2 separate regions of the Homo sapiens genome follow, and region 1 is linked to region 2. The links are chromatin loops, found by intact Hi-C in ENCODE. Cell type or tissue: PC-3. All regions are shown on one strand. Links, peaks and the distances in the headings refer to the core of each region. The heading gives the core; the rest is flanking DNA. Region 1 overlaps PRKAB2 (protein kinase AMP-activated non-catalytic subunit beta 2). Region 2 holds the start of TRH-GTG1-2 (tRNA-His (anticodon GTG) 1-2).

Region 1 (12,402 bases), core at 1,507-9,506, 77 kb after region 2:
GAACATTGAGAATTCTCAAAGGCAATCCCATTCTCATCACATTCTCATCCCATTCTCATCCACAGGAGGATGTCTCAGAGAAGAAAGGATGGCATAAGGCAGGGTCTTCTCTAAGGAAGAGTCTTTGCTACAACCTTAGAGAGTGTAGAGAATCTCCCAGAGGATTACTGGGATAATATAGGGAGCTAAAAGGAATTCAAATTGGAAAGAAAGAAGTAAAATTACTTCTGTTCATAGGTGACATAATCTGAAATGTAGAAAAACACTAAAGATTTCACAAAAAACTATTAGAACTAATAAATGACTTTAGCAAAGTAGCAGGACACAAAATAGCACACAAAAATAATTTATGTTTCTATACCCTAACAATTATCAAAGGAGAAAATTAAGAAAATAATTTTATTTACAACAGCATCAAAAAATATACATAGGAATTAGCCAAGAAAGTGAAAGACTTGTACAATGAAAACTATAAAATATTGCAGAAAAATATTAAAGAATGCATGAAAAAGTGGAAAGATGTCCCATATTCATGGATTGGAAGACTTAATATTGCTAAGATGTCAATACTACCCAAAGTGATATACAGATTCAGTGCAACCTCTAGTCCAAAATTCCAACAACTTTTTTTTTTGCAAAAATAGAAAAATCCACCTTACATTCATATGGAATCTTAAGGGGCCCTGAATAGACAAAACGATATTGAAAAAGAACAAGCTGGGTATGGTGGCTCATGTCTGTAATCCCAGCACTTTGGAAGGCTGAGGCAGGAGGACTGCTTGAGATCAAGAGTTCAAGACCAGTCTGAGCAACATAGCAAAAACTTGTCTCTACAAAAATTTTTTAAAAAGAACAAAGTTGGAAGACTCATATTTCCTGACTTCAAAATTTAATACAAAGCTCAAGTAATCAAAACAGTGTGGTACTAACACAAAGACATATAGATCAATGGAATAGAATAAAAAGCCCAGAAATAAATCCTGTATATATGATCAAATGATTTCTGACAAGGGTGCCAAGACCATTCAATGGGGAAAAGACAGTTTTTTCAACAAATGGTTCTGGGGAAGCTGGATATCTACATGCAAAAGAATGAAAGTGGACCCTTGTTAGGCTGCCCCTTTCCTGGTCCACATGGGCTAAAGAGAGCAGACAACTAACTCACTGTGTCATTTTTTGAAGCCTGAAGTTTCTGCCCTTTTCTCTTCATCTTTCAGAGTCTCCTTATGTTTATTGTATAGAAAATGTCCAGGGTTTTATTTCTACTTACTGGTAGGAATAGGGAAAAGCATGCCTATTCCATCTTCCCAGAAATGAAAGTCACTCTGCCAGCCTTTTCGTTTTTGTTAGAAAAAAGGGCTCACTCTGTCACCCAGGCTGCAGTGCACTGCATCATTGCTCACTGCAACCTCCAACTCCTGAGCTCAAGCAACAGCAATGCCCTTGCCCCAGCCTCCCGAGTAGGTAAGAATACAGGTGCGTACCACCACAGCTGGCTAATTTTTTTTTTGGAGATGGGGTCTTGCTATATTGCCCAGGCTGGTCTCAAAGTCCTGGCCTCAAGCAATCTCCCTCCCTCAACTTCCCAAAGTGCTGGGATTACAGGCATGAGCCATCATGCCTGGCCTCAGCTTTTTAATGTAAGTTCTTATTTCACCTTCACTTTTTGAAACGTATTTTCACTGGGTAAATAATTCCAGGTTGTAGGGGTTTTTTTTCTTTCAGTACTTAAAAGATGTTGCTCCACTGTGTTCTAGCTTATAATTGTTTTGATGATAAATCTGCTATCACCCTTATCTTTCTTCCTTTGTACATAACTAGTTGTTTCTCCTCTGGCTGCTTTTACAATTTTTCTAACGGGTTTTGAGAGATTTTATTATGATTTGCCTTCATTTAGTTGTTTTATTTTCTTATTTCTTGTGCTTGGGGTTAATTGAGCTACTTAGATCTGTGGCTTTATAGGTTCCATCAAATTTCGGGAAATTTGGGTCACTATTTCTACTAATATTTGTCCTATTCCTCTCGTACCTCTTTTGGGTATTCCAGTTGTCTTGGTCCATTTCTGCTTCTATAACAAAATATCACAGCCTATGCAATTTTGAAATAATAGAAATTTATTTTGTGCAGTTCTGGAGGCTGGGAAGCCCTAGATCAAGGCACCGGCACTGGTGTCTAGTGAGAGTGGCTCTTCACTTTCAAGATGGTTGCTTGTTGCTGTGTTCTTACATGGTAGAAGGCAGAGGGCAAAAAAGGCCAAAACTCTGTGTGAAGCCTCTTTTATAAATGCCTTAATCCCATTCACATGGGAGGACCCCTCAAGACCTAATCTCTTCCTAAAAGGCCCCAATTAATACCACCACAATGGAGATTAAGTTTCACCATGAATTTTGGAGGGGACACACATAGTACCAATTATTATGCCACTTGAAGTTTTTCCACAATTCACTGATGTGTTGTTCATTTTTAAGCCCTTTTTCAGTTTTATTTTGTGTAGTTTCTATTCTTACGTCTTTCAAGTATAATCTTTCTTTGCAATGTCTAATCTAATGTTCAGCCTATCCAGTTTACTTTTCTTCTCATGATTTGTAGTTTTAATCTATAAAGTTCAATTTGGGTCTTTCAGACGTGATAAAACACACTTACATATTTATATATATATATAAACATGTTTGCTTTTTTCTCCAGCTTTTGAACTTATAAACTTATTATTGTTTCAACTGTCTGCTATTTCTACCCTCATGTAACAGTTCTGAGTCAATTTCAATTGATGGATTTTTTTTTTTCTCATAATGGTTTGATTTTTCTATTTTTTTGAGTGCCTCAGTTTTTTTCCGATGTCGGATATGATAAACTTTTTCTTGTTTGGTGCTGAACATTTTTGTTTTCCTATAAATATTCTTGAGCTTTGTTCTAGGATGCAGGTAAGTTACTTGGAAACAACTTGATCCTATGGCTCTTGATTTAAGATATTAGATCAGACCATAGACATGTTGTATTCATTTCCTATCACTGCTGTTGACAAATTTCAACAAACTTAGTGACTTAAAACAACACAAATTTATTGTCTTACACTTCTGTATTTCCACATCCAAATGGGTCAGTAACGCAACAACAAAAAACCAAATACCACATGTTCTCACTCATAGGTGGGAATTGAACAATGAGAACACATGGACACAGGAAGGGGAACATCACACTCTGGGGACTGTTGTGGGGTGGGGGGAGGGGGGAGGGATAGCATTAGGAGATATACCTAATGCTAAATGACGAGTTAATGGGTGCAGCACACCAACATGGCACATGTATACATATGTAACAAACCTGCACGTTGTGCACATGTACCCTAAGACTTAAAGTATGATGATAATAAAATTAAAAAAAAAAGACTACTGAACTAAAATAAAGCCATTGTGTTTCTTCCTGGAGGCTCTGAGAGAGAATCCATTTCCTTGCTCCTAAGGCTACCACATTCCTGGGTTTATAGTTCTCTTTTCTCATCTTCAAAAGCCAGCAACAGCAAGTCAAGTTCTTTTCATGTCCTATCACTCTGACTTCCCTCTTGCACTTATTAGATTGGGCCTAACTAAATAATCCAGGGTAATATTTGCATCTCAAGGTCAGCTGATTAGCAAACTTGATTCCATCTGCAATCTTAGTTTCCCTTCAGCATGTAACCTGGGCAACTAAAGGGCTCACCTCATTTGTTTCCCATATTTTAGGGATCCAGTGCTTGGTATTTAATGTCATTTGACCCCATCAAACACCCTGTGTCTGGGCAAAGGTCAGTCCTAACTCCACGTGCAGAGTAAGCAAATGGGCCCAGGGGATAAAATGGCTAGTAATCTCAGTTCACCTTGGATAGTTCCGCTTTTCCTCCTGAACTTTAGTTCATCTAGTGCTGGTTACTATCACAATGTTCAGCTCCATCTAAAAATAAAATGCCATGCCTTGGCTCAAAATCCCCTCTGAGCTCAGACTGGCTCTTCATCTGGTAGATTTCCGGACTGTCATATTCCTTTATGTCATCCCTAGGTATTCTAACTCTAGATTGATCACTCTACCAGATGACCAACAGAACACAGCTGTGCTAATTGGGAGAGACAAAGAAACACCATCTTCAGGTTGGCACAAATGTTTCCAAACATCTATAATATTCTCAGCCTATCCTCTAACCCCCAGAAATATTTTCCAAGATCCTGTTGCATCCAACACCCATTCCACTACCCAATCGCTATATCTAACTTGTAAGTGATCCACAACTATTGTAATCAATAACAGAGATTTCCCCCCCACCCCTCAAAAAAAATAAGTTAGAGTTGTAGGTTATAGTTTAGAGTATCAGCTGGTCTGAAGTCAGAGTCCACCCCTCAACACCATCCAGGTATACAGGTCTGTAGTAATCTCCATAACTCTTTCAGGTGTTCGATATCCTTACCTGATATTCTCATCATAAGCTGTCACTAGCAAGAGGGCTTTGGAAGATGTAGTAAGTGGAAATTAGCTCAGGAGTCGTTGAGAAGTCTGTGAAACCCTACTTTGTGTTTAAAATATCGCCCGGCATACAGACCTTAAACCTTCTAACTTCTGACACAGAACTCTGCCTTTCTACTTAGGAAGTTCTTGAGAGACAGGAGCCTCCTTCAGAACACAGCTAAGTGCTGAGAGAATGCTAACTGCCAGGAGAGAACAGAGTGGTTCATCTTCAGTCAATGTACGTGCCCTGGAGCCAAGAAATGGGTTACAGAAAGGGACGTGGTACTCCAGACCTGCATATGTGATTCTGGATGAACAGTGACCACAGAGGACAGAGGAGTAGGGAGAGGAAGAGACTCATGATGTACCCAAATCACCTGTGTCATGGTTAATTGTCAAGGCAGGGGAGAAGGGGGTCTTTGGAAGAGATACTACAAAAGACTCCAAGCCAAACGAGCCAGAAATAAATGCTTTAGAAAGCACATCAGTGCAAGTTTGGGCCCCGATGAAATTCTGGTGCCATTTTGTTTTCAGTGACTGGGGTACATGATGTTTAGAAGACCATTCTTCCAGAGGCTGAGTTCATACCATATCCCACTTTTTACCTCTAGCCTGGAGGCAATCTCTGGACTTGCTATTGAGGTTTGAGGTGAACTGTTCTAGTTGATTTCTGTCACAGGTCTTCCTTTCATGTCCTGCTGTCTTGCATTTCCACTCCCTCAGTAACTCCCCTATTCTTCTCACACTCCACATTGTCAGTCCCTTTTCTTCCTTAGTTCAACTCAGTTGACTCTTTAGAGCAGCAAAAATACAACAGCTTGGTTGTTTTAGGAAAAAAAGTCCAGAGGCCAGCTATGTAGAAACCTTGTGAAATGACGGAATGGAAAACAGAAATTATATTTTAATCATGTCCCTGAACAAGGCCATCTCAGGTGAATGATCTGCTGTCAGAATAAAGTATATAATGTTTTCATATATACTGAAGCATATAATCTGACAGAGAAAGAGAAGTAGGAAGGGTCCAGGATAGCAGTCCTCAATCCTAGATGTCTATTAGCATTATCTGGGGGAACTTAAAAAATACAGATGCCTGGACCCCATACCAGAGATTTCCATTTAACTAGGGTGGAAATGGATTGACCACCAATGTTTATAGAGTCTCCATAGGTGTTATGAATGTGCAGCCAGGGATGAGAATCATTGGTCTAAGAGCTCAGCTAATCCAGTACAGGATGATAGCTAAATGTGCAGCCAGCAGAGAAAATGCTGAAAATCAAATCATGAAGTCTGCATTCCTATAATGTTGGCATAGCCTGAAACAAAAAGAAGAGAAAAAGTAGGACATCATTTGTGTCCCCTACCCCATGACTTCTTTCAAATGTGTTTTCTTGCAGTTTACATTCTTTAGGCCCTGAGACACCAAGGCAAACAGACCTTGATAATATAATCAGTCATCAATCAATAACTCAGATATTATTGCTGTATAATACTTTTATTAAAGTTTTATGGAAAAAACCCACAACATTTCTGTATGTATCATATCATATAATTTCCAGGTGTGTCAGAGTCCAGTGACAAATTACGTTTGAAGAACAGCTTTAAAATCCACTCTTGTCTGCCACTCCTTTATGAAATATTGAAAAGCAGCTCTGTACCTCAGCATTAAAGGTTACAAAAAGCACCATTAAAAAGAGGACTCACATATTTAATTCCCTTCAAAGTAGTCTTATCTCTCCTTTCTGACAGACACAGAGCTGCACTCATTCGAAATGCTGCCGTGTAATACCAACCAACATGCTCCAATGTACCAAAATTCAAACAAGTCTCATTTATGAGACCCGTGTAGTGATTAGGACTAACCAACAACAGTGAGCTTTGGCTGTCCTAAAACCACAAGCTGGGTTAGGTAAGTGTTTTGTACAGGGGAACAGAAAAGAAGTAAGATCATCAATACCTAATATATGACTTAATGTAGGTATCCCTTGACCATTTAACCTGACACCTACAAAATCCATAGTGTTTAGTATTTCACACCAATCTTACTGCAAAAGTGCTGTGCTACATACAATCAATTCAAGTTAACTCCAACTAATATTGGAACTAATAAAAAATTAATTTGTAACAAAGCTTATTCACTTCAAAGCACAACTGAGAAAAGCAAATCCAGACAAAGCCCAAACTAGAATCCTAGAGCGATTCCATTGCTAAGAATTGGACTCTACAAGTAATAGACTTGAGTTTTTCTCTTTTTTCCCTTCTTTCTTATAATTTAAATTTGGCTTTTTACTCTAAAAGTTTGGGTTCATTGCAGAAATCACAGTCCTTCCATATCCAATTGTGATTGGCACTTAAGGAGAGACAAATGCTTAGATCCAAAGAGTTTTGAAAGACCCTAATGGCTACCCCTCCCAGGTCCTGCATTCCATGGGTAACTGGAGTCAGCAGCCCCTGGTAGAAGACAGCAAGAACTGGGCTTTAAGGGGAATCACAATAATGCAGGAATACACTGTACATCTGCTATTAAGCCCATGCCCCAAATCACTAGAACGTGAGAATGTAGAAATCTCTGAGAACACAATGTATTTCAAACACACACAGAGACTATTGCATATCATTTTTAGTTGAGGTCAAAATTATTAAAGCCCTATTTCCCCAATTAAAAGCAAGGAGTTCTATTAGTATGTCTTCTTCATTTATATCCCAGATTAATATAAACCCAGTCTAGAGGTATCACTTCTTTCCAAACTTAACTTCATTTCAGCAGCATACATGGAATATTGACACTTTTCAAAGTTTTTATCCCAGACCCATTAGATCTACAAGATACTAGAAAGAATTAGAGCAAAGTGAGTGGGCCTGGGTTTGTAGGATCCTCACAAACTTCTCTTGGATTCTTCTTTTACAAAGTTTCTCTACCATACAAACATACGTTTTAAAAGCCAACACTATTGAGGTTAGGTATGCCCTTCAGGGGTGTTGCCTAGAATGGTTAAATCCCATTCAGCTTAAAGGAGGCTAATAATCATGGTGTGGAATTTCTCCATACCAGCAGCATGGCTAACGTATGTGTTTTAGGTAATGTCTGACACTCTGGTAAAGTCTGCCTGACACATGAGCTTAAAGCAGAATGGAAAGGAAAGAGGAGAGAATTGGAACAAGATGAAAAGAGAAGATGGTTATACACTGCTAATTCTGTACAGTGAGATCCAAGGACACCACCATGTGGTGTCTGATTTAATTTCTTTTTAAAAGAGATCATTTTCAGTTGTAAGTTACTCAACCCTTTATTCTATTATTACTTCTCAGCTCAGTCACTCTTCTCTTCCCCACAATTCCGAAACTATGTTGAAGTTCTTTAAAGGTCGGCCCTCCTGAAGAACTATTTTCTTATTCTGCCTACTTTGACTCTGTAAAATTCCCAAAAGCAAAATAAAGGCTAAAAAAATTTTTTTTGCCTTTACTCATTTTCAAAATCTGTCAAACTCTCCTCAGCATTAAATTAATTATCCCTTTAACTAATCAATATACAATGATAAATGAGTAGTACTTTGGGTTACTTCCTTCTCTTCCTCCCTCTCTTCCAAATAGACTGAGATAAGGCTTCTCAGAACCATGGGATGTATCAGCAGTATAGAAAAGGGACAGTGCTGAATGAGTCAGCACCCAGTGCCTCCTACCCATTCCCTTCTATACCAGCTGGTAGGCTCCCATTTCACATCTGGGCTGAGAGTTACCTCAGAACTTGGGAAACTGACACTCTCTGCACATTTCCAGAGAGAAAGATCTGAAGATCACTAGCATCAAAACCTACTGTCACAGGGGGCTGACGCATTTCACAAAAGCCTCAGGCCTGAAAGAAATCGAAGAGATCTCTTTTCCTGCCCCACTCTACTGAAACACCTGTGTGGAGTAAAAATTTTCATACATGAACACATACATATTACATTTCAATACTGTTGACAAGAAATATAACAAACTTCATGTAATAACCAAGATTTTGAATCTTCCTAAGTGGCCCACTTATTTAATGAGTATTGGATAAAAACAAAATTCTAGTACAACTGAAGGCTGTAAATCCTGAGAGTTGGTTATAATAGGATCTGGCCTGGATTTTTAAATGGCACACCATTCAAAAAGTGGTTGGGAACATAAAAGGTTCTCCACAAAAGCCTTTTGCTGCAGAAGGTGGCCTTGGATGGCTAAAGTAGTATTTACTCTTAGCAATTAACCACCAAAGCATTTAGTTATTTGCATCCCAGCAAAACAACAATCCCACACTTTACTCCATCACACCTGGAATCCAAGAGGTCTACAAGTCCAAAGACAACTGTGTTATCAGCTTTGCATGGGAAAGACAGGAGGTAGCTAAACTGACCTGTAGGTGCCCTTTCAGTGTGGCTAGGGTCATCTGAGCAGTCAGGGAGTCTCTCATTCATCAACAGTTTAGCCTCCTTTAGTGTTGATTATTTGACTTATCTGCAAAATGGAAGAGCCCCAGCTACTTGGGAAAAAATGTTTTATCTCTGAACCCCAAAAGTGGATTGAATACTTTTCAGTCCACAAATGGAATTCAGTGACCCCACTTAATCATCAAACACCTTTAAAAAGAAGAGGCAGGAGAACAAAATGATTTTGTTAACATTTGGTGCAAAGAATGATACTTTTCATGGTTGGGAATACTAGGAATACTCTCTTGCTTCTTGGCCTAACAAATCTTTAAAATGAGGAACCCCTTTAGGTGCATCAAATGAGTTAAATGAACTTGAGCAGTTTATCTAGAGCAGTGTTTAGTGTAGTGATGTGTACAGGGTTGGCCATATTAATCTAAGAATGTGGAAGGCTAGACTAGAGAAGAAAATCTCTTTGAAGAAGCATTTATCAAAAGCCTGAAATTCTCCAATGCGGTCTCTTAAGACCAATGAAAAGGCATTTTTTAATTAAAAAAAAAATGCAGGCACATAAAAATCTTTCAAGGATGAAAGACATGAAAATACTCCCGGGTTCCACTCCTGCCTTCAGAACTGTTTACTGAGAAAGAAAAGACAGAAGCAGGGCCAGGCAAAGTGGGAAAACTTTCGGGAATTTGCCAATACAGCCTGAGCCTTGGCACCAAACTAAAACAAAAATGTAGGTGTTCTGCATTCTGCCTTTCTTATAATGCTGAAACATATTTTCTTTAGAAGTTAAAACAAACACGACAAAGTGGCCTGGGCCTGTGCTGGGCTAAAAAGGAGACCTTCTGATAGCCCTAGTGTCTGGGGTGGGTCAGGTGCCACAAAACTTTTCAAAGTCACTTACCCAATAAGTTTTGTGTTAGAGAGGGGTCAGGTATGGGATCTGAAGGAGGCTATTAAAGGAAGAATGTGAAATGAGAGGAATAAGGGTTCTTGTGGGGCATCTGGTATCATATAAACAACACAGATTGTGCCACATACTCTGGGAATATAGAGAACCCATGCAAGAAAAACTGCCCTTGCAATGAGGCAGCTGTTAAGTAGGGCAGCGGTCTAGCACAAGCCCATTCCTTGGAGAGCCAAGGTAGCAGTGATAGAATCTCCACCCAACAAGGATCCTAAGAGTTTGCTGTTCTTTCATTTTAGGAAAAATCTTCCTATATAGTTATTCCTGCAGCGCCCCCAAACAGGTCTTGGTGAAAACCCACAGGCAGAAACAATACTTCTAGCTGGGGCTAGGAGGCTTCCATTTACCTTCTTCTCATATGTATATTTTTTTTTCTTAAAATAAATTCCGTGAACTCATAAAGCTCTCATCTGCAATCAAATGCAAAAGCAGAGCATCCTACTCAGAGGCTCTGAAACACACATATCAGCCTCAAAGCAAATCAGCCTTCCAGTCTCAGGTAAGACTGGTTCAGTCCAGAAATGCAAGGGAGATGCTTCTCCTGAATCCTTAGAGGCAAGAAGGGATCCCTTCAAATGGGCTTGTATAGCAGAGTAGTAACATACTTCTTCTTGTAGCGATGGGTTGCGCTAAGGACCATCACACTGTCCTGCAAGGAAAAGAAACATACGCAGCTAATTCATTACTTCAGACAGTAGGTAGCTCTTCCCAGTCATCAGTCCTTCACAGTCACTCACTTTTAACAGAGATAGTTTGATATAAGAGCAGGAGGTCAAATAAGTTTTAGTTCCAATTCTGACTCCTATCATCATTCTACTTGTGGCCTTGGGTAATCTACTTAGTGTGTCCAAGTCTTTTTATCTCATCATTACAAAAGATAACACCTACCATTAAGGTTGCTCTGATGATTACATGAGAATATCTGACACAGTTTCTGACACATAAAAGGGCTGAAGAAATAATAGTCTCCTACCTTGCTCCCTTCCCTACTTTAAATTCTAATGTTGGGCCTAAAACTAGCAAGAAAAACAAAAAAGAACAAAATATTCTGGCATCCATTTCTAGAAGAAAGTCTTAAAGACAATGAGGAAAAAAAGAAACAATCCTTCTGAAAAACTATTTCCAAGTCCCAAAGCAGGTCTAATTTTCATTTAAAACCAGGGATGACTTCCAAAAGATCTCTCTGATTTAGAGGGAACCTAGGAATCCCTCTCTATCCTTGAACAAAGTAGATGTCAAAATCCTCTTCAGAAAGACACCCAATCCAATGGATCAATTCCAAACTGCCTAAACAATATGAGAGAATCAGGAATGGGTCAGAACCAAGCTAAGCCACAATAATCAAACACCTTCACCTGAGTCAGAACCAGTAAGAAGACAGCAAGAGGTACCATTTCCCAGGCTGTGTTGTAGACTACAGATGTACCACAGGAGGAGATGGCAAGCCTAGGCAAATTAAATGACATCCAAGGAGCAGTTACAGGAGGCAAAATCCATCAGATCCCAAAGAACCCAAGCAAATCCGATTAAGAACAAGTGTATCCTTCTACCTTCCCCCGTACTGTATTATCCACCATGAATGCTTCTCGGGTTAACACTCCAGAGTCATGCTGACACAAAGCCTAAATACGACAGAAGCAAGGCAGGTAAACAATTCACTTTTACACTTCCACAGGTTTTGTGGAAATGAGGAATACCTGAGAAAAACCTACTTGGAAAGACCTGGCATAATGATAATATAGGAAAGAATATGAAGTCAGCATAGGAGGACTGGACCTCAGCAGTCCTGTCTCTGGTACTTACTGGCAATTTGACCTTCTCTGAGCCTTAGTTTCTTTATCTATAAAACAGGAGTTAAAAATACTTACAACGTTATTATAAAAATTAAATTCAATAATATATTTTTAAGTGTTATATTGTACCACATAGTTTGTTAGCTATATCAGTGATTTCCCGAATCCAGCTATATATCCAAGTAAAAGCAGCTTAAAAAAATTATAGGGCCCATCCTAGATGCACTTATTCAGAATCTCTAGGAATGGAGCTGCTGAATCTGTATTTTTACAATCTTCTCCAGGAGACTCTAATGATAATCAGCCTGGTTTGATAACTGCAGAGCTATATAACTTTATTCCAATAGCCAAACCACAAAGACATAACAAGACAGAACAGAATGGCTATTTCCAACCCAGACTCTAAAGCAGCAGAAAAACCAAGGAGGACTCTAGAGTTGACGGGACAGGGCAAATCTGGTCACATCTCTCCTTTAACTAGTGTATAGGAGAGATGCAAGCACCTGAGTATATATGAATGAGGCACCTGAAAGTAGCTCAATTCCACCTTCAAAAAATGAAAGCCTTAATATCACATTCAAGCATTCTTTGAACTGGAAGCTAAACCTGCTTTTTCTGCAGAAGAAATCCTATGCTATGAACACAAACTTAAGTAAACAGTTAGTGTAAAGATTCTAGTCACCCAAAAAATAACTGGGCAGCAAAAAAGTCCTATCAGAGGGCAATTCAGCCAGCCAGAACACAGAGACTGAGATTTTAAAACAAACAACCTAGT
Region 2 (11,990 bases), core at 2,318-10,317:
AAAAATAGGGGAAAATGGTAGCAAACAAAACAGTGCTCTTAAGTGAGTCATGAATCTAGGAAGGACTGAAATCATGCAATTTCAAGGAAATCCTATTGTCTTTATTGGGAGAAATGACTTGCCAAATTTCCTAAACTAGGGAGAAAAGGGTGGTGTGGATTAAGGTCCACACCTGACAGTTCAAGATAACTTGAGTTCTTGGCTAATCAGCTATATGGGGTGAGAGACAGATCAGCAGTCAAAGAAAACTCTAAGATTTCTGGATTGAGTGTACGTAAGGATGGAGTTTCCATCAACTGAGGTGAGAAAACTGCAGGTGCTGTAGGTTGCAGGAGGAAGAAGAGAGATCAGTACCAGGCCTCAAAGCCTAGCTTGAAAGAGGTTTCCATTCCCCCATCTCCGTTTCTGCATCTCTTTGAGTCTTTTGTGAGGTTGGATGCAGAGGTGTTGGTGTTTGGCCACTTCTCCCCCTGGACATCTCTCTTCTCACCTCCTTTGACAGCCACATCTATGGTCTTGTCCTGATGACATCTCCCAGCACGATGTCGTTTTGCAAAGGTGATCTCAAAATCAGCTCTGAGCTGAAGCCAGGGTGAGGTCACCCACTCCTTGATTTGTGTGGCCTTGGTGGGCCCCAGGAGCACTTCACTACTTCTCAGGGGAGTAGGTCTTTTGTATGGAACTCTTCATCTGAGGGAAGCAGGGAGAAAATGTCCTGTGGGGAGGGAAGGGAGGGCTGTACCAGAGAGCCTAGGTGGGCAGATCTAGGCTCTCAATGCAAAGAACATTTACAACCTGAGAGGTTCTACTCAGTTACTATTGTTAATTTAGGATCTCATCAACGAAAATGGTATAGAAATTTGTTTTCTCATTGGTTACATGTGCACCTACATAATACCCTCGGTTTTGCCTCTTGGCTTAAAAGCCTACAATATTTAATAGATCTCTCTAGCCCTTTACAGAAAAATGTTTACTGAACTCTGCAGAGAACAATCCCGCATGCTTTACAGAAAGGGACACTCAGGAATCTCCTTTGCTAATTTTTTTGTGTTAGATGATTTTCCTGGCAAACAATAAATTCCCTTTCTTGGCTTGTAATGATTAATCTCTGGTTGGTTGTCACCTGCAATGAAACAATACATATGGGAACCTCAAAGTAGAAAAATCCTAGAAGAAAACCTAAGAAATACCATTCTTACTTTTTTTTTTTTTTTTGAGAGAGAGAGAGAGCGAACGGGTTCGAACCACTGACCTCCAAACTTGGAAGCAAGCACACCACCCGACTGCGACACACGAATGGACAGTCAACTGTCGCTCCCGCCTCACCATGCAGAGCACGCGCCCATCCAACACTAGGCAGAGCCACCGCCTTTTGTAGAACAATTGTGCAGGCTCCAAAGCCTCAGAAAACCGGAGAGGCGCATCTTGCTGGCTACGGTTGAAACCCGTGCATTGGGTGATTCCAAAGCTGGAAGGGCAGCGGAATGGCCTTAGCCCCGTCCTGCCCTTCGCAGGCGTCAGAGCCAGCGTCCCGGGAAACGCCCGGGTCCGCGACTTCCCAAAGGAAGCAGAACGCCCCGTGGACTCTAGTGATGGCTCTTTCCGTTCTTGGCTCCGCCTTCACCCGACTTTCTACGCCGCTTGGGCTCCCCTAGCTCAACTCGGCTTCGGTCGGTGCGGCGGGAGAGAGAAAGGGTGAAAAGCAGAAATACAGAGAGGCGGGAGAGAAGCAGAGGAGGTGCGGACCAGGACAGAGAGACCTCCTGAGAAAGGCTGGTGCAGGGAGACCGAGGCTGGTGCAGGGAGGCCCAGGCTGCAGTGGAGGAGATGAGAATTATTCTCAACCTGTATTAGGATTGGGAGGGAGGGAGGGAGGCGAAAGCAAAGCGGGCATGAAAGGGAGAAAAACGTGAACCCCCTGTGGCTGTCTGGGAACAAAGCCGCCTAATAATGGAAACCTATTGACGTCAAAACTGCTAGAGCAAGGTCAAGCATCACCGCTTGCCTTGTGGCCCGCCGTGATCGTATAGTGGTTAGTACTCTGCGTTGTGGCCGCAGCAACCTCGGTTCGAATCCGAGTCACGGCAAAGTTGCTCGTCTGGGTAGTCAGCTGATCCGTTTTGCTCCCCGCAACCAGGCGCGTCAGGGTAAGGCAGAAATGTATTCAGCTACAGTCTCTTCCAATAACTTTAGGGTTCCGTTTCAATTTCTAAATCTATGGCATATCAAATTCATCTCCTGACCAGAGCAAGCTTAGCATCTGCTAATGTCTTGATCCCCAGAAAACTTCTCTATAGTGTAAACACACTGGCAAGAGTTACTTCTCTGCTCTTCGACAGCTAGGGGCCCTGCGCCTCCCTCCATTTCTTCCCTACTCCTCTCTCCCTTGGTCTCTTTCTCTGTCCTTCTCTCTCTCCTCTGGTGCAGCTGAGAGTCCCAGAGACACCTGAAACAGAGAAGTGGGCAGGTCCAGTCTAATCTATGTCCAAGAACCCAGGTTCTGTTTTGGAAATCTACGTCGGCCCTTGCCTGACCTTGGTTAACTATCTTAAATTTTATGTGCCTCAACAATTTTCTATGGAAGGTTGGGCCACTTTGAGAACTCTGCCTTACACTGCTGTTGTCAGACATGCCTGGATTTAGTGACTATTCAATCAATAACATAATCACTAGAATTATAAAAATCATTGTCATTGTCTTCTGCCTTATTTGTGAACAATCACTCTCCTGATTGTTTTCACTTTACCTTTGCTTCTAGAACTTCATGCAGATGGAATCATGGTGCATCTACTCTGTTCTACATGCTTCTTTCTCTCTGCATAATGTCTCTGGCTCTATCCATTGCTTAGTGGAAGCAGAAGTTCATTCCTCTTTCATTGCTGAGTAGTATTCCATTACAGGGAAATAGCACAGGTTGTTTGCCATTCCCACCCCATCCCTACCCTGATAATGAGTGTTTGGGTATTGGCTATTCTGAATAAACCGGTATTGGCTATTCTGAATAAGCCTGCTTTGAACATTCTTCCCACAACAGATTTTGAGGGCATCTGTTTTCGTGTCCCTTGGGGAAAACCTAGGTGCCGAATTGCGGGTACCAAAGAGTGGGATATGTTCAAGTTCATAAAAACTGCAAAAACTTGTCCCAAAGTAGTTGTGCCATTTTACATTTCCACCAATGACGTGTGAGAGTTGTGGTTGTTCTTCATCTTCTCCAAGATTGGGTGTTTCCTCTCCTTATAAATTTAGCCATGCTACTGGGAGTTATAGTGGTGTCTCGATGTGGTTTTAATTTCAATTTTCCTGATAGCTAATCATATTGAGCGCTCTTTTATGTGCTTTGTTGACCATGTGTGTACCTTTTATTTTAAAGTATCTGTTCAAGTCTTTTACCCATCTAGCACATTTGGGTTTTTTTTTTTTTTTTTTTAATTACCAGTTAGGAAGATCTCACCACAGAGTTTGGAGGTCAGATAGGTTTTGTGACTATTTTCTCCTCATCTGAGGCTGGCTTGTTTCTTCATTTTCTTTATGGCGTCTTTTGATGAGAAGATATGGCTAATGTTCATGAAATCGAATTTATCAAGTCTTTCCCTTTTACATGTGTTCTTCGGTGCCCTGTTTAATAAATCTCATCTACCAACAAGTCACAAGTATCCTCGAAATGCTTTATACCTTTAACTTTTAAGTTTTGGTCTATAATGTTCCTTAAGTTACTTTCGAGTGTAGTGTGAGGAAGAAATAACCTTGTTGGTCTCCCTCTTCCCCCATATGAAAGTCCATTAGTTGAAACTATTTCCTTTGCCCCATTGAACTGCTTTTATTGAAAACCTATGGTCGGGCATGGTGCTTACACCTATAATCCCAGCACAGTGAGAGGCTGAGGCTGGTGAGTCACTTGAGCCCAGGAGTTGGAGATCAGTCGGGACAACATGGCGAAACCTCATGTCTACTAAAACGCGCCTGTAGTATGAGCTACCTAGGAGGCTGAGGCAGGAGGATCACTTCAGCCTGGGAAGCACAGTGAGACCCTTTCTCAGAAAACAAAACAAAATTAACAAACAAACAAAAAACCTATGGACCATATAGCTGTGGGTGAGTTTTGGGTCTCCCAAGGCAGTCTGTTGATGTATTTGTGTCTCCCAATGCCGCATGCACACGGCCTTGTCTGTAACAGCTTAGAGTGAGTCTGAAATTCAGGTTGTGCAAGTCCTCTGGTTTTGTTCTTTTTCACACAGCATAATAACCTTTGAAATAGGTCATAACTCATGTAACCATCACATAGATCAAGGTATGCTGTCACTTCATCTCTCTCATTTCAGTATGGGACACATGTCCTCGCTCACCTATGCTGATTGCCCTCCTGGGGCCAAGGATCCTCTCCTCTACCCTCTGAAGAGAATAAATCTCCAGTTGTCTGCAGGGAGGATGAACATGCAAAAAGTCCACAACACTCAGCACAGAGTCCAGATTTTGGTGGTGGGGTTGATGGGGAGGAAGCTCACATTTCAGGCCTTTCAAAATTGTAGGAAAAGTTTTCTTTATTTCTAACTGTGAAATGTACAAAGCTTTGGGTCATTCATAATTTCTTCTTCTTCTAGAAAGATCACAGGACACCTAATGTTTGTGTCCCCCCAAAATGCCTTGGTTGAAACTCTAACCTTCCTCCACCCACACCTGGAAAGTGTTAAAATTAGGAGGAGGGGCCTTTGGGAGGTAATTAGATCCAGAGAGTGGAGTCCTCCTGAGTGGGATTAGTGCCCCTATAAAAGGGACACTAGAGAGCTCTCTCCCCCTCTTTCAGCCACCCGCAGATACAATGGGAAGATGGCAGTCTATGACCAGGAAGAGGTTCCTCACCATAACCCTACCATGCTGGCACCTTGATCTTAGACTTCCAAACTCCAGAACTGTGAGAAATGTCTGCTGTGGATGAGCCACCCAGTTTATGGTACATTGTTATAGAAGCTCCAACTAAAACATAGATGGAGTCCCATGGAGGGTGTCTAATTTTTGATGCTGGTTGTTGAGTTCTTCGAGTGGGGTGTTGCAAATTAGAAACTGAGGGAGAGCTGACCTTTCCTGCATATGAAAGAAGAGAGTGGAAAGGAAGGGATACAGAATGGGGAAGAATAAGCTGGTACCAAAAAACTGATTTCAGGGTCTGGCACTTGAATGTCTGATTTTGGAGAAAGAGAAGACACTGGTAGGTGTAGCCAGAGAAGAAGACTTTCAGTAGAAACAGCAGATATTTAAAAGCCATTCGATTACGTCTTTCGCTTGTTTGTGTGTAGACCCTCTTTTCATATCTTTGTAAGTGTGGCACAGGTGAACTGGATGCATTTGTCCAATGTGTTTTTGGAATGCATGTGTAAATAAAAATGACTGTGTCATACTTCAAATATTTATCCTGGAACCTCCTAGACTCCCCTTAGGTTCTGCCAACAGGACATTGAAATAACAGGCCCGTCGTGGGGATTAATTTTCATTGTACATTATAGGAAGAGGGAGGAGGAGGAAGAATGGGACAGTCTCAACAACAGTTGCTATAGTCTTACCGAATATATGCTTCTCAACAGATCAGCCCTTAATTCAAATAAGAGCAGTTGGAACGACAAAAGGTGTTCAGTTGTACCCTTGGAATCCACAGAAATCCTGGGTAGGGAAGCTCGAGTACCACCAACTGGAAAGACAGGGATGCCTAGTAGCTGATTCGGGGCCCATTGTCGTAGGCTTTGTCCACTTTGCAAACTGGAGACAGGGACTCGACTCACCTTCTCCAGCCACTGGAGGACCGGGAGGACCTTCAGAGGAGGTGAGGTCGACTTCATGGTAACTTTAGATCCTGAAACCTCACAGGATTTTTCTTCTCTTCCCTTTGATCTCTCTTCCGCTAACCCAACGGGACAGGACTCGCCGCCTTTCTTTCCGGTCAGAAAGGAGTCCCTTCCGGACAGGACCGAAATGAGCAGCTTGTTTTCCCTACCTGTCCTTTTGGGCCTGGGCTTCTTGGGAGCTTAGGCTGACCGGAGACCTACCTCGGGGCGAGTGGGACCAGCAGGAGCCGGGAAGGGCGCGCGCACCGGGGTGGAGGTTGGGCGCCGGGGGTCGGGAACCACAGTCACACCCTCCTCTTCCCCGCGCGCCTCCCACCTGCCCCCTACGATGCCGAACGAAGTGGCCCCTAAGGCTTCTCTACAGGCCAAACCGAAAGAGGCCTGATGCTCCAGGAGGGGCGAGAGGATCCTCGGTGAGCGAACCCAGCCTTCTACCTGGCTGGCCCTGGTCAACAGGCTCAGAAGAGGCCGATTTGGAGGACAGAACAGAAGGAAAGACCTAAAGGTAGAAACTCATGATGTCGAGATGTTAAAAGCCTCAAATCCTAAGGTCCGACTGTGCCGGGGAGGGAGGGGGTCTTGAGCTGGATCGACCCCTGAGTCTTCATCTGGAGAGTCCTCTGCACAAGCTCAGAGAGCAGGACTAGGCGCACGAATTCTAGACAAGGGGCAACTTCGTCCTCACACGCCTCCCCCATCCCCGCTGGGACATTAGGCCACGACTGGGGGAAGCGGGGAGGGAGAATGTTAACCCCCTGTCATCTATCTAGTCAGCGGAGGCGAGGGATGCGGCTAAACACCTTACAATCCACCGAAGGGCCCCTCCCCCACCCCGTAATACCCATTCCGCGGAGGTGGAGAAACTCGCGTGTAGATCAATGCCCACGCACTTGGCCGATGGGAAATCACGAATTGGTGACCAGTTCGATCTTGGCCCTGAGGAAAAAACTCAAACGTCAGCGGGAACCCTTGGAGCTTTGCCCAGAGCATACGGAAGGGTGGCGTTGCAGTATAGCCTAAGATGGGAAAATGGCAGGTATTGCAGGTTGCAGGGAGACCAGCAGGGAGATCGGAGACCAGTTCAGGGCCCCGGAGCCTTCGTGGAAAGAGTTTCCCATCCAGCCCGTCTTGGTTTCCGCATATGTCTGAGTCCTTTATGATGTCGGGGATGCCAAGGTCTGAGTCTTTTATGATATTCGGGGTGCCCCGATCTCACCCTGGGAGCCTCCTCGCTCCTGCCTGCTCCTGGTTACCCAGTGCGCGGCTCTGGCCCGGTGACCCGCTACTGTCTCTCCATGCGCTGCCGCTTCACAAAGGCGCATCTCTAGGTCGGTGGTCAGGTTCTGCCCGGACGCTGCAACTGGCTCCGGGACTTGTGTCCTTGGTGAGCCTAGCGGAGTGCTGGGTGCGTCGCCTGCGTGCTCCTCTTTTGGAGAAAGGAGGGAGGGAACGGCCTTGTGAGACGACTCCAGGAGCGACCAGCGACCTCCACAAGTCCCAAGTCTTCCCAGCGCACAGGGAAACTGTCACTTACAGGGAAACTGTCGCTTCAGTGGCAAGAAGGTTGAAAAAGCCCCTCCTGTGCCTCCCTGGTGGTCTGGTGGCTAGAATTTAGCGCTTTCACCGCCGCAGCTCGGGTTGGATTACCAGTCAGGGAATTGTTTTGCACTGACTGCCTTCCCGCAGGAATCTTCCTTTACGCCGCTGTAAGCGGGCCTTCTCCAAGGGCCAGACGCAGAACAGTCTCCGCAGCGAGGTGCAAACCCTGGCGAAGGAGGGCAACTCCTGGTGGGCCACCTCTCATGACACAGCGCTCTTATTTATCTCCGTGTCTGTCATTCGCACAAGCGGCTTTAGAGAGCGACTGAGCGTCTCGCTCAGGTGTACACCGCTGTGCAGAGATGCCAGCCCTCCTGGAACTGCACCCAAGAAGCCCACCGTCTTTGCCGCCTCTGCCGTCCCGGAGGCGCCGATCGGGCTGAGCTGCGAATAACTAAGAGAGAGGCCAAGGCAAGTCGTGGCGTTTGTGCGTGCCACAAATTATCAGCTGACAGGGGACGGTCAGTGGAGCCTCCTCACCTCCGTTCGCGGGTAACGTGCTTCTTAGGCCTTCAGAAGAAGCGACTGGAGGCGATGCCCGCGAGGTTGGAAGTGGGGTGAGCGGCGGGTGAGGCCCTCCAGGACCGCTCGTTTGTAGACTGAGCGGTAAAGGGAGGCGATGTTTGCTGACCCAACAAAGACAGCACGTGGAGCAGGCACAAATGGAAAACTGTGGCCGGTGAACAGAAGGCAGGTGTGAAAATCACTAGGTCGTCAAAGCGATGGTACCGCAGTCAAATCCCGCAATGTCTGTCTACACTCTACCAAGCAATTGCGCACGTTTCCCCTTTTCCATTCAGTATTCCCAAGAGGGGTTCGGAGGAACCCCGCGTCCACTGTAAGCTCAGGGGGGAGCCGGAGCCAGGGAGGTGAAGTGCACAGACTGGACAGAGGCGGCGGGCAGAACCGCGGGGGTGAGAGGGCGCGGTGGCTGCGGAGCGGGAGCCGCTGTTGAAAGGAGGCCTGGGTTGTCCTGTGGGTGACTGTTGGTGGAATCTTTCGCGGAAAGCGTTTTGGAAGAATGGCGCGACGAGCGAGCAGAGGGGAAGGTGGTGACCCTGAGCGCTCGGCTAGGGGAGAGGAGGCTGTGCTGTTTCTCCTCTTCCCTTACCTGGCGGGGGACAGACCGTGGTCAGGAAGGGGGTTCTCCCTGGTTGAGGCTAGTCCACCGCACTCTGGCTGCGCTCACCCCTGCGATTTCCCCACACGCGGGGCCCTAGTCTGCGGTGGTGTTCGTGCTACCCCGGGGCTGGGTTCGCGCACGCTCCTGACCTGCCTTGGCTCACGGCCAACGCGGATATCGCCGCCAGAGACCCTTCGCCGCCCTCCCAGGGCTCCTGAGGGCGCTTCCTTGGTGTTCTCACTGAAGCTCTCGAACAGACAGATGTGAGCTCTCTGTCTTTTACACGCTGAATTTGGCTATTGGCAAAAAAGCCCTGACCCAGAGCTTGGGTCTCCTTCCGACCTGCACACGACTCCCCGACTCCCGCCTCCAAGCGCGGCTCTTGGCTCGCTGGCGGGCAGCGTCCACAGAGTGTGGAACCGCCGCAGCCGCAGCTCCCGCCCGCTGGCGGGCAGACACTAGCAGGAGAAAGGACACAAGGCCTGCGTGGTGGGAAAGCATGGGAGACCTCGCTTTCCCACCGGACGAGAAGGTCTCCCTGCAGTCTTTGGACACCAGATGGATGGAGGCACCCCTTCTAGGAACAAGGCGGCTGCTCCTGAGGCCTGGCTTCGCACAGTGGCTCCTGGGTCCCGCGCGCCCTCTCCCTTCCCGCGGTAGCAAGAGCTGCTTTACACATCTCAGCCGGCTTCCTCTTTCTCCCCAGCTGTCCTTGGGACAGCAAGGCCCCCAGCCCGTAGGAAAGACCTAGCCTCCTCTCCAGCACTTGTAGAGGGAGTCGGATGCACGTCTCTTAACCACAGGAAGACAGAGACCCTGAGGCGGGAGCTTCCCTTGCTGCTTCTCTTGGCACAGCGGGTCCAGGGGGCTGGTTCAGGGCCCAGGACTCCTCGCTCCTCCTGGAGGGCCTGGGTCGCGTGGCCTAGGAGCTGGCCACATGGGCATCTCCAGCACTGCTCCTCAGGGAACGGGAGGCATTATCCTGCAGGACCCACTCTTACCCATGAGAGACACCGGGAAATGCTCCTGCGGAAGCTGGAGCTCTGCGCGCTTGACCACTTCGGGGTGAAGCTTCCGTCCGCCCATCCTTCCTTCGAGGGGCCTTGGGGAGAGGAGAAATGCTCCAGGACGATGCCCTTTGCAGTGTCTCAACCGAGACCAGAGGAAAGGAGGGTGCGTCTTCCTGGAAGAAGGTGGCCGAAGGCCTGCGGTCGCCGGGAGGCTTGCGGAGCAGGAGCGCCCTCTCTCCGCCCGAGCTATCCGGTGGCTTCCTGCATCCCACCTGGCGGACTCCTCTTCCTCTCTCTCCTTCTACTCCGGCTCTTCTATCCTGGTGTTCCCTGAATGCCTATCTTCCGTCTGTGCCACGGAACTTCTCACACCCGCTACAAGTTACTCATTTCCTTGGTTGTTCTGAACTTTAAATAAGGTAATGTATGTTACCTTATGCATTTTTCACTGTTAAAAATAGACAATACTGATGATTCAGATGATGCTACTGATGAAACTAATAACAGAAGACAATTATTGAGCATTTATGGCACTCTTACATACATGGGATATTGAATATTTTATGCTAAAGAATTTGAGGAAATATTTATGCTAAAGGAATTTGAGAAAACAACAGAAGCAGGAAGGTCACTGTCACCCTCCCCCTGCGCTTCTTCCCTGAAGCCTATCATAAGACTCTCATGTGAGAGGTGCCCTCTCTGTACCCAGAGGAAAGGTGCATCCTTGAGTCTGAAGACACAGGGACACAGAGAAGAGCCTGAACACAGAGACCTGGCTACGTTATCTCCAGTTTGTTACTGTTAGATCATACATTTTTTTGTCTTATCATACTTCTCCATGAGTATGCACTCTTCATAAAACATACTGTTTAAAAAAAAACCAACAACAACTGAGATTTAGCTCTTTCCACAGGTCTTCGTTTCCTTTGAAGGCACTCCTGTCATGTAAAACTTACATTAAATAAATACATATGCTCTTCTCTTGTTAGTCTGTCATATATATTATACACTTATAAAAGTATATATATACTTATATGTAGTTTATATATATTATATATAAGTATATATATACTTTTATAAAATTGAGCTTAGACTCTATTTTACAAATATTCCATTTAATAGTGCATGAATTTAACTGAAGACAAAGAGACAGAAACAGAAATCAAGGAATTCCTGAACTCTCAATCACAGAGAGACACCTTTCTAAGGCTAAACATACACTAAATTAAGAAGACATTAAGATTTGGAGGGTTTTTTTCTCTTTTCATGTAGTATATATTTTATTAGTTTGTACTAATATATTATCATATTACAAAGGCAATTTAGTGGAAGAATCTTCCTTCTGATATTTGAATCATCTGAAAGAACACAAAAAGAACTATGCATTCAAAAAAATTCTCATTTGGATAACAAAAAAAAGACAAGTTAAACAACAAAAAAATTTTTCCTTTCTCACAGGTGGACATTGAAGTGAACCTAATTCGGTTTTCCTTTTAAAAGCCCCCCATAAACAAAAGTAGTTTAAAACCTATTTAAAATGAATAAAAGATTGGTTTACTAAACTACTCGTCTCCAGCACCATTTTCTCTTTTCTGTTGTTTGGACACAGGTTCTTCTTTGTCTGTTTCTTCTCCTGATCTTTTCATAGGTCCAGTTGCACCATTTTCATCATGTTCATCATCATTAGCAAATTTCATTTTCTTGCCCTGAAACTGTACTTTTTCTTTACCAGACCTAGGATGGGCAGCTTTATTACCCTTTCCTTTTCCTTTAAATCTGTGTCCTTTTGACTTCCATATGTTTAGGGATTCTTGTTGGTCTTCTGTTATTTTTTTCAGTGCTTCTCTTTCCACCTCTCCTTCTAGTACTTCCCAAGTCACTTCTTTGCTCTGTAATTGTAGATTACCATTATTTACATCTTTGGCTTTACCCAACGCTTCCTTGTCTTTTTCTTTAAATAGAATTATCCCCTCTTTTGCTCCTCTGATGAAGTCTATCCATTTTATTTCACCATGACTTGAGAAAAGGATGTGTAAATCTTCTCTACAGGTCTGATCATCTAAATCACCTGAAAACTTCAGCAAGCATCCAATCTTCTCTTCTAGAGATTTCATTTCAGCATCTTCTTCTAACTTTTGATTTGCTTCTTGCTCTTGTTTAGCTCTTAATTTAGCTTCCACTTTATTTTGTTTTCTTTCTTCTTCTTTCTTTTTTTTTATTAATATTATTTTTTTGGCAAAGTAATCATCTTTGAAAAGTATTAGCAGGCCTGTGTCTGTACTTCTGGCCAGGGGTCTCTACAAACTTCTTAGCAGATTCAATGCTATCAAACACAACAAAAACTGATCCCTTAAATATTTTATGCAATGTTCTTCTCATCTGAATATTTAGTACTTGATCTTTATCTTCTAATCATTCTTTTAT

The links. Peaks named below come from ENCODE experiments on the same cell type or tissue, not always from the same donor. Only the 100,000 strongest peaks of a DNase experiment are listed, where the experiment ranks them.
Region 1: it touches region 2 in a loop (17-fold over the local background); 4 of 110 quality-filtered maps call a loop at or near these places.

What each region holds. Positions count from the first base shown.
Region 1 is chr1:147,149,160-147,161,561 of GRCh38, forward strand. PRKAB2 (protein kinase AMP-activated non-catalytic subunit beta 2) reads right to left here. Exons shown (of 8, transcript NM_005399.5): 8 at 5,947-10,483. The coding sequence ends at 10,406. Among named protein-coding and RNA genes, the nearest start is that of PRKAB2, 17 kb to the right of the region's middle. RefSeq lists an enhancer at 12,389-12,402. In PC-3, for the core only: no CTCF peak of the experiment used is centred there; no DNase peak of the experiment used is centred there.
Region 2 is chr1:147,071,210-147,083,199 of GRCh38, forward strand. It overlaps TRH-GTG1-2 (tRNA-His (anticodon GTG) 1-2), which reads left to right and starts at 2,016; the gene lies at 2,016-2,087. It also overlaps the pseudogene TRE-TTC14-1, the pseudogene RNU1-151P and the pseudogene SSBL4P. RefSeq lists a silencer at 5,623-5,823 and enhancers at 7,314-8,020, 9,435-10,140. In PC-3, for the core only: no CTCF peak of the experiment used is centred there; a DNase peak (open chromatin) is centred at 5,422.